Regions from separate parts of the Homo sapiens genome. Here region 2 is linked to region 1. The links are chromatin contacts, found by Hi-C or POLR2A ChIA-PET in ENCODE. All regions are on one chromosome and are shown on one strand. The core of a region is the stretch at or near the end of the contact, and the rest is flanking DNA. Distances in the headings are between cores, read along the strand shown.

Region 1 (6,087 bases), core at 3,063-5,562:
GGATTGGGACTTCATTCACCTTAGCTGATGAGTAGCCATCCAAAGCTGGGGCAGCGGCGAGCATGCTCAGATGTATTTCTAGAAAGTTCTCTGGGGTGGCTGTACAGTTGATGGATTTTAAGGGGAGAGGGCTTTTCTATCCTCTCCACCTTAGGGTGGATGGATCACACTGAGGGCGTTCCCCCACTGGGATATGACTTGGAGGTAGAGATGGGCTCCGTATCCCCAAGAAGGACTCTCCCGTCCAAGGTAAATGTCAGGTCTGAGGCTCCAACCCCATCAGACCCTTCCTTCCTGTGCCTCTGACCTGCTCTTTCCCGAGGCAGTCAGTGGTCACTGAATGGTGCAGGCTGGGGCTGAGCTCGGCACCTGCTATGGTTTGTGGGTAACAGATATGGTTCTGGGCAGCTCAGAGAGGAAGTGAAGAACCTGCTAGCCCCGCCTGGCCAAGCTCCCCGTGCCAGGGCCGGCTCTGGACACACCAGCCCACAGAGGCACACTCGCTTGCACACTTGCTCACACACTCACCGCCCCTCCCCACTGCTCAGCCCCCTCCTCCTAGGAGTACACAGGCCCCCTGGAGAGCTCAGCACCCCAGCACACCCACCACATCCTTCCCCAAACCTCGTTCCTGCTCATGTTTGCATTTCCTGGACCCCCAGCTCACACTTGCCTCGCACGTTCCGCACGTCCTAAAAGTCTCTTCCACTTTTCCTCTGGCACGTCAAGGAGCGGGCAGGATGGGTGCTGCCAGGCCCTGGTTTGGGAAGCAGAAAACTGGATCCCAATCCTGCCCCAGTAGCTCTGTGATTTTGGACGATTTACTCAGTCTCTCTGAGCCTCAGTGACCCTGGGTGTGAAGCAGAATGGAGTTTGATAAGGATCCAATGGGACTGTGAACATGAAGCCCATGCCCAGTGGTGGGCATGGAAAAGGCACCCAGAAGGAGCAACCATGACTGTGTGGGAAGTGTCCACCCTCTACACCCCAGGTCTAGGAAAGCCAGGCCCTGCTCACACACCTCCACGCCTGTCTATGGGGCAGACCTGGGTCCTCCCAGCCTTCACACCTGAGGTTCTCCCAGGCCCCATCAGCCTTCAGGGACAGGACTCATATCACGTTGAAACCAGGTGGTTCGGCTCAAACACAGACCCCTGAGCTTAGCTCTGTAGTGGGCAAGGCATCAGTGTCTATGATGGTTAATTTTAGGTGTCAGTTTGACTGGGGCTGGGCGCAGTGGCTCACTCCTGTAATCCCAGCACTTTGAGAGGCCAAGGTCGTGGATCACGAGGTCAGGAGTTCAAGACCAACCTGGCCAACATGGCGAAACCCTGTCTCTACTAAAAATACAGAAATCAGTCAGGCGTGGCAGTGTGTGCCTGTAATCCCAGCTACTCAGGAGGCTGAGGCAGGAGACTCACTTGAACCTGGGAGGCAGAGGTTGCAGTGAGCTAAGATCGCACCATTGCACTCCAGCATGAGTGACATAGCAAGACTCTGTCCCCCCTACAAAAAAGAAACAAAAACAAAAACAAAAACAAAAACTTGACTGGACTGAGAAACCTAGAAACCGGCCAGGTGCAGCGGCTCACACCTATAATCCCAGAACTTTGGAAGGCCGAAGCAGGAGGCTCTCTTGAGCCCAGGAGTTCGAGACCAGCCTGGGCAACATAGTAAAACCCCATCTCCAGAAAAAATATAATTAAAATTAGAAAAGAAACCTAGAAACCTAGTAAAGCATTATTTTGGGGTGTGTCTGTGATGGTGTTTCCAGAGGAGATTAGCGAGCGAGTCTGAGTGGACTAGACGGGGAAGATCCGCTCCCAGTGTGGGCGGCACCATGCACTCTGCTGGGGACCCAGAGAGGACAAAAAAAAAAAAAAAAAAACAGAAAAAAGGGGGAATATGTCAGTCTAGCTCCTGGAGCTGGGATACGCTCATCTCCTGTGTTGGACAGCAGAACTCCAGGCCCCCTGGCCCTTGGACTCCAGGACCCACACAGCGGCCCCCAGGTGCTTAAGCCTTCAGTCTGGGACTGAGAGGGGTTTTTTTTTTTTAGACGGAGTCTTGCTCTGTTGCCCAGGCTGGAGTGCAGTGGAATCTTGGCTCACTGCAACCTCTGCTTCCTGGGTTGAAGTGATTCTCCTGCCTCAGACTGCTGAGTAGCTGGAATTACAGGTGCGTGCCACCATGCCCAGCTAATTTTTGTACTTTTAGTAGAGACGGGGTTTCACCATGTTGGCCAGGCTGGTCTCAAACTCCTGACCTCAAGTTATCTGCCCACCTCGGCCTCGCAAAGTGCTGGGATTACAGGCATGAGCCACCGCGCCCGGCCAACGGGACTGAGAGTTATATCATCAGTGTCCCTGGTGCTGAGGCCTTCGGGCTTGGACTGAGCCACGCTCCTGATGTCCCAAGGTCTTCAGCTTGCAGATAGCCTGTCACCGGACTTCGCAGCCTCCACGATTGCATAAGCCCATTCCCTTAGTAAGTCCCCTCTTCTGTATCTGTATAACACATTGATCCTGTCTCTCTGGAGAACTCCGACATATACCATGTCCCAGGACTCTGAGCTCCACAGCAGATTCTTCAGAGACAACATCAGGGGCCCAGTAGACACTGGAGACGGTGTCCAGGACAGGTCAGCTCTGAGAGAACCCTGAACCAGCAGTACCAGGAGCACGAGGCACAGTAGACAAGGCCCGCAATACTTTTTTTTTTTTTTTTTTTGAGACGGAGTCTCACACTGTCGCCCAGTCTGGAGTGCAATGGCATGATCTCGGCTCACTGCACCCACTGCCTCCCGGGTTCAAGCAATTCTCCCGCCTCAGCCTCCCAAGTAGCTGGGATTACAGGCACCACCATCATGCCTGGCTAATTTTTGTTTGTAGAGATGCGGTTTCAACATGTTGGCCAGGCTGGTCTTGAACTCCTGACCTCAGGTGATCCGCCAGCCTTGGCCTCCCAAAGTGCTGGGATTACAAGCATAAGCCACCACACCTGGCCAAGGCCCATAATACTTTTAAGGGCCCATTAAGATGTTTTAATTTCTGGGAGGCGGAGGTTGCAGTGACCCGAGATCGTGCCACTGCACTCCAGCCTGGGCGACAGAGTGAGACTTTGTCTCAGATAAAAAAAGATGTTTTAATTTCTTTAAAATCAAGCAGGGGAAAGAACTTTTAGAGCAGCAAAAAAGTTTCAGTTTTTTTCCCTCGGGTTGGAAAAAAAATAAAATTTTTAGAGCCCACGAAAATGTATTACGCTGGGAGAGCCCCACAGAAGTCATAATGCACCCGACTGAGTCTTCATTCGTTCAGACAGGTTTATTGGGCAGGGTGCTTTCTGTCAGCTCTTATTTGATCCTTACAATCCAGATGAGGAAATGAGGCTCCTGGAGGGTGAATAATTTGTCTACAACAGTGATTTTAAAGGTGACAGAGGCAGAATCTGAACCTAGGTCCATCTGAGCCCAAACCCTTGTCTTCGCCAAGCCACACTTGGCATTTGCAAGCTCATCACTGTATTTAACCCAGTCCTCACAGATTAGGAGCAATTGCCCCGTTTTAAAACTGAGAAAACTGCCCGGGCGTGGTGGCTCATGCCTGTAATCCCAGTACTTTGAGAGGCCGAGGCGGCTGGATCACCTGAGGTCAGGAGTTTGAGACCAGCCTGACCAGCATGGTGAAACCCCGTCTCTGCTAAAAATACAAAATTAGCCGGGCGTGGTGGCATGTGCCTGTAATTCCAGCTACTTGGGAGGCTAAGGCAGGAGAATTGCTTGAACCCAGGAGGCGGAGGTTGCAATGAGCCGAGATCGCACCATTGCACTCTCAAAAAAAAAAAAAAAAAAAAAAAAAATGAGGAAACTAAGTCCTGGAGAGGAGAAGAAAGCGCCTTGCCCACAGTAACTTGGCTAGTTAGTGAAGGAGTCAGAACTAGCTCCCTCATCCTGATCCTCTCTGCACAGCCGCATTGCCCCGTCCAGAGCTTCTCCTGCCCTCCCTCGCTGTCCCCATCCTCCACCCTCACCACTGCCACCCTGCACAGATGGCTCCCCTGCCTGTCCCCCGACCTGCCTTTCTTGGTCCAGTTTCCCAGCCACAGAAAGGCCACTTAGGTCTGTGCGGCATCCACATCCCACCTCCTGACAAAGCTGGGGGCTGGCACTGCTGCTTGAGAGGGTGGGAAGAAAAGACAGGCGGCAGGCCAAGACGAGAGTGTAGGTTTAAATGACACCGCAGGTCCCCCAGACAAACGCCCCTCTGTATCTTTGGGCCTATTGTGACTGGCCACTGGCCAGCTCACACCGTGGGCAGCTTGAACGGCTGGGATTGTTTCCCCAACTCCTGTCCTCTCTGGAGTCCAGCGGCTGCCAGGCCCAGGCTTGGCAGGAAAGGGGAGGGGTGTTCCTTCTGGAATGGAGGGTGTGGAGGCAAACAAGCCTCGGGGAGGGTGTCCTGAACCAAGTGAGAGGCTGGAAGAGTCACAAGGAGGAAGGGGCCAGAGAGGGAGGTCCCTGGTCCCCAGCTGTTCAGTTTGCAGGAGGGCAAACTGCAGTCCAGACAGAACAAGTGGCCTGCCCCAGGTCACACAGAAAGTAAGTAACAGGGGTGAGACTAGAACCCAGGATTCCTAACTCCAGCCCAGGGTTCTTGCCCCCCATCTCAGGCCTCTCTGTTGGAGTTTTCAAGATGGCCGTGTTAAGTAGGTGAGGTAGTGAGCCCCATAGACCAAGACCTTGGGACTCAAAGAAAGGATGTTACACAGGACACAGTGGCTCACACCTGTAATCCCAGCACTTTGGGAGGCTGAGGCAGGTGGATCACCTGAGGTCAGGAGTTCAAGACCAGCCTGGCTAACATGACGAAATCCTGTCTCTACTAAAAGCACACACACACAAAAAAATTAGCTGGGCGTGGTGGTGCATGCCTGTGATCCCAGCTCCTCGTGAGGCTGAGGAAGAAGCATCACATGAATCCAGGAGGTAGAGGTTCCAGTGAGCCAAGATTGCGCCACTGCACTCCAGGCCTGGGCGACAGAGTGAGACTCCGTCTCAAAAAAAATAAAAATAAAAATAAAAAATAAAAAGGATGTCACATGCTAAAATTATAGAGCACTAGATTTCCTAGAATTTCATATTAAAATGCAGATACTCCCAGAGAATTGTCATCCTTAACTCATTAATAACAAACACTTTGTGGTTAGCCAAGCCCTTGGATAAGGCAGAGGAAGAGACAGAGAAACAAAAGCGAGACCACTGAAAGATCCATTAGGGATAAATTCAGATTTTTGGAGTTTCTAAGAAGGCACTGGCCTTGTTTTTTTTTTTTTTTTTTTTTTTTTTTTTTGGTTTTTTTGTTTGTTTTTCGTTTGTAGAGATGGGTTCTCACTACGTTGCCCAGGCTGGCCTCCAGCTCCTGGCCTCAAGTGATCCTCCCACTTCGGCCTCCCAAAGTGCAGGGATTACAGGCTTGAACCACCATGCCCGGCCTGGCCTTGGTTCTGGAAGTCAACACACTTGGTTCCAAAGAGATTGCTGGCACTCATTTGGAGTTGAATTTTTTCCTGCACTCCCATCCCCAATTTTTTTTCTCAGAAGTTTTCAGTTGCCCTGTTCATGGCATAGATATTAACTACATCTACATAGTCTTGCTTTTTGTAGGTGACTATGAAGTGACTCGGAAACCTCAGTTCGAGCTTTTGGGAGACTTAGTGCCTTACGACAGCAGGGTGGTTGCGAGGAAAGCTTAAAGGAGAGATGCATGGGCCGGGGGTCGGGGGTCTTACAAGTCGCCTCCCGGCCATGGCTCCTTTAGGGGTGGTTTGGTTCTTGCTGCTGCTGTTGCGCATTTTGTTTTGAATGAATTAGAAAAGAGGTCTAAAAAATGTACCAAATAGGCCAGGCACAATGGCTCACGCCTGTAATCCCAGCACTTTGGGAGGCTGAGGCGGGTGGATCACTTGAGGCCAGGAGCTGGAGACCAGCCTGGGCAACATAGTGAGACCCTGTTTGTACTAAAAATACAAAAGTATTAGCCAGGCATGGTGGCATGTGCCTGTAATCCCAGCTACTCAGGAGGCTGAGGC
Region 2 (5,715 bases), core at 2,550-5,049, 43 kb after region 1:
GTTTTTACATATGAGATCATGTCATTTGCAAATAGAGGTCATTTTACTTCTTCCTTTACAATCTGGATACCTTTTATTTCTTTTTCTTACCGAATTGCTCTGGCTAGAACTTCCAGTACTAGGTTGAATAGAGGTGATGAGAGCAGGCATTTTTGTCTTCTTCCTGATCTTAGAGGAAAGCAACCAGTCTTTCATCATTAAATATGATGATACCCATGAATTTTTCTGCAGATGGCCTTTTTTAGGTTGAGGAAATTAACTTCTGTTTCTACTTTGAGTGTTTTTATCAGGAAAGGGAGTTGAATTTTGCCAAATGCTGTTTCTATATTTATCAAGATAATCATATTGTTTTCATATTTTATTCTATTAATATGGGATATTACCTCTATTGATTTTCATATGTTTTTGTTGAGGATTTTTGCATCTATATTTATAAGACATATAGGTCTGTAGTTTTCTTATGATGTCTTTGTTTGGTTTTCATATCAGAGTAATACTGGCCTCATAGAATGAGTTGGGAAGCATTTTCTCCTTTTCTATTTTTTGGAAGCATTGGTATTAATTCTTTAAACATCTGGTAGAATTTACCAGTGAAGCCATCTGGGTCTGAGCTTTTCTTTGTAAGAAGTGTGTTGTTGTTGTTTTAACTACTATTACTAATGCAATCTTTTTACTTGTTATGGGTCTATTCAGATTTTCTATTTCTTCTTAAGTCAGTTTTGGTAACTTGTGTCTTTTCAGGAATTTGTTCATTTTATCTAGGTTAGCTAGTTTCTTGGCATACAATTTTTTATACTATTCCCTTATAATCCTTTTTATTTCTGAAAGATCGTAGTGATGCTGTCTCTTTCATTCCTGATTTTAGTAATTTGAATCTTTTCTCCTTTTTTCTTTGTTCAATTGAGCTAAAGCTTTGTCAATTTTCTTGATTGTTACAAGAATCCAATTTTTGGTTTTGTTGATTTTTTTTCTCTATTATTTTTCTATTCGGTGTCTGCCTTTTTATATCTCTTAATGGTTTCTTTTAGGGAAAATACATTTTTAATCTAAATGTTATCAATGTTTTCCTTTATAATTAGTGCTCTTTGTATTCTGCTTAAGAAATCATTGCCTACCTAAAGATTTTTCTTCTATGTTTTCTTTTAAAAGTCACATTGTTTTACTTTTTGTATCTGGATATGTGATGTGTCTGAAATTGATTTTGCCATGTGTGGGAGGTGGGGTCAATATTCCTTTCTTCCATATAGATATCTGATTAACTAAGAATCATTTGTCAAGAAGATTATTCTTTTCCTGTGTTACTATAGCATCACCTTATCATGAATTGAGTGACTGTATATGTGTAGTTTCTGTAGAAATTTTATTGATAGGAATTGTGGCAAAGAGAGGTCAGGTGGGATAAATAAAGGCAAGAGTAAAACTTTGAAGTCAAGGAAAAACATTCAGTTCATTTGTTCCTCCTTTCTTATTATTATTTTTTTTTTTTTAAGAAATGGGATCTTGCTATGATGCCTTCAAACTCCTGAGCTCAAGCAATCCTCCTGCCTGAGTAGCTGGGACTACAGGGGTGCCGCTGTGGCCAGCATCTTTCTTGCTTACTTTTATAAGCGCATACCAGTCATTGGAGTTAATACGATGAGCAAGATAAACATGGTCCCTGACTTACCTGTGGTCCTCACAACTTATCCCCTGTATTAAGTCTGTTCTCACACTGCTAATAAAGACATACCTGAGACTGGGTAATTTATAAAGGAAAGAGATTTAATTGACTCACAGTTCCACATGGCTGGGGAGGCCTCACAATCCTGGTGGAAGGAGAATGAGAAACAAAGTCATGTCTTACATGGCAGCAGGCAAGAGAGTGTGTGCAGGGGAACTCTCCTCTATAAAACCATCAGATCTCATGAGACTTATTCACTATCATGAGAACAGAATGGGAAAAACCAGTGCCCATAATTCAATTACCTCCCACTGGATCTCTCCCACAACACATGGGAATTATGGGAGCTACAGTTCAAGATGAGATTTGGGTAGGGACACAGCAAACCATATCATCCTCTACCAGAGAAGACAGACAATTAAACAAACAACCACAATATAGAACAATTTCTTTTGCAATAGGGGAAGTTCAAGGTGTTATATACACCTCTTGCTGAAGCACCTAGCTCAGTCTGGAGGTTCATAGATTGGGAGTGGGAATCAGGAAGGGCTCCCCAGAATAAATAACATATAAACTAAGAGTAAAAGATTGAGTAGGGGCCAGAGGCAGTGGCTCATGCCTGTAATCCCAGCATTGTGGGAGGCCAAGGCAGGAGGATTTGCCTGACACCAAGAGTCCACGACCAGCCTGGGCAACTTAGGAAGACCTTGTCTCTAGCAAAAAAAAAAAAAAAAAAAAAAAAAAAAAAAAAAAAAAAAAGCTGACACGGTGGTGCATGCCTGTAGTCTCAGCTACTTGGGAGGCTGGGGCAGGAGGGTCACTTGAGCCTGGGAGGTTGATGCTGTAGTGAACTACGATTACACCTCTGTACTCTAGCCTGGGCAACGGAATGAGGCCCTGTCTCAAAGAAACAAAACAAAACAGATAGAGTAGGGCCAGGCACGGTGGCTCACACCTGTAATCCCAGCACATTGGGAGGCTGAGGCAGGAGGAACACCTGAGGTCAGGAGTTCAAGACCAGCCTGACCAACACGGTGAAATCCCGTCTTTACTAAAAAATACAAAATTAGCCAAACATGGTGGAGAAGCCTGTAATCCCAGCTACTTGGGAGGCTGAAGCAGGAGAATTGCTTGAACCTGGGAGGCAGAGGTTACAGTGAGCCAAGATTGCGCCATTGCACTCCAGCCTGGGCAATAAGAGTGAAACTCCGTCTTAAAAAAAAAAACAGATGGAGTAGGAGTGAGTGAAGGGAAGTGGGAAAAGAAGAGAAATAAAGAAGAGAGCTCTGGGTCAGGTGTGGTCGCTCACGCCTGTAATCTCAGCACTTTGGGAGGCCGAGGTGGGTGGATCACCTGAGGTCAGGAGTTCAAGACCAGCCTGGCCAACATGGTGAAACCCCATCTCTACTAAAAATACAGAAAGTAGCCAGGCGTGGTGGCAGGCACCTGTAATCCCAGCTACTCAGGAGGCTGAGGCAGGAGAATCGCTTGAAACTGGGAGGTGGAGGTTGCAGTGAGCCAAGATCGTGCCACTGCACTCCAGCCTGGGCAACAGGAGCGAAACTCCATCTCAAAAAAAAAAAAAGCGCTCTGCAGGAGAGAAAAGCTTCGGTTTCGCAGAAGCCCAAAGGAGATAGCGGGAGATGGGCTGGGAAGAGAAAAGAGGCTGACAGATCTTCATTCCTTGGCTATTTTGAAGGCAGTGGAGAGACACTGAAAATGCTTGAGTGGAGAAGTGGCAAGATCAGATCTGTGCTTTAAGGAGATTAATTCTGCTACAATGTGCAGAATGGATTGGTGTGGGAGAGACTGGAGGCTGGGAGAACAATTTAGAGCCTATTGCAAGAAGTAACAGGCGCATCTGTGTATCTGTTAGTTTTAAAATGCCTTTTCCAAATAGCCCACTAAGTGTTAAGTTTTGTTCTTTTTCTTTTTTTAAGTAGCTATTTGTGGGTGTGGAGTAACCCAACAAAAATGTCCCCAGGAATCATCTCAGGCCCACTGGATGGGGGCACACAGCAGGGGCATTGTCTCAGTACTGTAGCCCTTTGTCCCAGGACACCCATTCCCTTCACAGAAAATTTCCTGGCAAAGAAGCAAACTCCTGTGGTTCAGCAGATACTACCATCCCGGCCGTTGCCAGACTGTCCACATTTGGGAGAAGCAGGTAGAAACAAGACTGACCTTCAGGTCGCTGGCGATATGAAACCCTCTTTGTCTGACTTCAGCTCAGCTATTATCAGGGAGGGTCCCTCGCTGGCTGAAATTCAATCTCTTGAATACATTTTACCTGGGCCCCCATGGTCTTACAGAATGCTGCAGTGGCTTAATTGATCTCAGAGAAATATAACAACCAACTTATTCATTCTTTCCAGCTTTCCAGTTCTTGCCCTGGAAGGCCCATGGGAGTAAAAGGGATTTTTAAAAATTCATATATGCATAATTACAACCTCAAATTGAAGGATCTGTGAATTGGACAGTTTGCTCCACTTAGAAAAAAAGGGGATAAGAGGGTGATGTTTATTTCATTTTGTTTGTTTCTCGGTCCCCAGATGAGATGGTTCTACCATTCTCTCCAATTCATGGCACACTGTCATCTTTGACCATGTAGAGCCCCTCCTGTTTTATAATTTTTTTCTACTTCATCCTGAATTTCCACTCCTACTTTTTTTTTTTTTTTTGAGATGGAGTTTCATTCTTGTCACCCAGGCTGGAGTGCAGTGGTGCAATCTTGGCTCACTATAACCTCTTCCTGCTGGGTTCAGGTGATTCTCCTGCCTCAGCCTCCCCAGTAGCTGGAATTACAGGTGCCCCCCCCACCACGCCCGATGAATCGTTTTGTATTTTCAGTAGAGATGGGGTCTCACCATGTTGGCCAGGCTGGTCTCGAACTCCTGACCTCAGGTGACCCACCCGCCTCGGCCTCCCAAAGTGCTGGGATTACAGGTGTGAGCCACCACGCCCAGCCTCACTTCTACTTTTCTTCCCCACTATAGACATCCTCCTCTAATTTCTTTATTATGTCTCAGATTAAAAACAAACAAGAACCCTCCGTTGACAACACAGGCCCCTTCAAAGCACTGCTCGACCTCTCCGCTTTCCTGGACAGCAAACCTGTTCGAAAGTGCTGTCTCTACTGCTACATCCATTTCTCTTCCATGTCTTTCTAGAGCCCTCTCCCATCAGGCTTTCATCCCTCGTTGCACTAAGTTGTCCTTGCCAAATCTACTCAGTCCTCCACCCTCATCTATCTACTTACTTAGCCAAATTGGCCATAGCCTATGACTTCCTCCTTCTGGAATTATCTTCTTGTTTGGCCTCTGCAACGCTGCCTTCTCTTGGTTCTCTTTCGAATGCAGTGGCCGTTCCTTTTCAATCTCTTCTGCAGGCTCCTCATCATTTTCTCTGCTTGTAAATAATGGAGAGCCTGAGTTTGCCGTCAGACTTCCAGACTACTTATGCTCACTCCCTTGGTACCCTCATCTGACCTCATGACTTAAATACCATCTATATGCTGCAGCTCCTAAATGTGTAGCATCAAATCTCTCTCCTGAATCCTAGGCATGAATGGCCAACACACAACTTGGTAGCTCCACTTGAATATCTTTTTTTCTTTTTCTTTCGTTTGTTTGTTTGTTGAGACAGGGTCTCACTCTGTCACTCAGGCTGTAGTTCAGTGACACAATCTCTGCTCACTGCAGCTTCGATCACCTGGGTTCAAGCGATCCTCCCACCTCAGCCTCCTGAGCAGCTGGGACTACAGGCTTGCGCCACCATAGCCAGCTAATATTTGAATCTTTTTTAGGATGGGGTTTCACCGTGTTTCCCAGGCTCGCTGAGATATCTAATAGGCATCTCAAACATCTCAAAACCAAACTCTTGTTTTTTTCAGCTAAATCTACTCCTCCCCTAGTCTTTCTTACTCAGTAACAAGCAGCTCCATTCTTCCAGATTCTCAGGCCAAAATCCTCAGCAACACCCTTGATTCCTCTCATTCTCTCACACCCACCCATTAGTAGTTGTCTGCTCTGTTTTTAAATTAAATATCTTCTTCC

The links. A loop is a pair of places that touch in the nucleus more often than their neighbours do. ChIA-PET counts read pairs that join two places held with the same protein, here RNA polymerase II (POLR2A). Pooled maps may share reads with other maps.
Region 2: a map of breast epithelium shows a loop between it and region 1 (2.2-fold over the local background). The contact joins two enhancer-like sites. A Hi-C loop is called at or near these places in 14 of 168 maps with a recorded cell type or tissue (CD4-positive, alpha-beta T cell, CD4-positive, alpha-beta memory T cell, CD8-positive, alpha-beta T cell and 9 more), 5 of 37 single-sample maps with no recorded cell type and 19 of 50 pooled maps. POLR2A ChIA-PET finds 5 or more read pairs at or near these places in 7 of 52 experiments (A673, HepG2, K562 and 4 more).

Annotation. Positions count from the first base shown.
Region 1 is chr1:24,572,084-24,578,170 of GRCh38, forward strand. The region is part of intron 1 of NCMAP (non-compact myelin associated protein); the gene reads left to right. Among named protein-coding and RNA genes, the nearest start is that of NCMAP, 19 kb to the left of the region's middle. Within about 2 kb of position 4,313, at least 3 of the 41 ENCODE cell types and tissues checked have a DNase peak (open chromatin) inside an H3K27ac peak, as active enhancers do; they include breast epithelium, where a contact is called at or near this core.
Region 2 is chr1:24,615,837-24,621,551 of GRCh38, forward strand. No RefSeq gene overlaps it. Among named protein-coding and RNA genes, the nearest start is that of SRRM1, 25 kb to the right of the region's middle. Within about 2 kb of position 3,800, at least 2 of the 41 ENCODE cell types and tissues checked have a DNase peak (open chromatin) inside an H3K27ac peak, as active enhancers do; they include breast epithelium, where a contact is called at or near this core.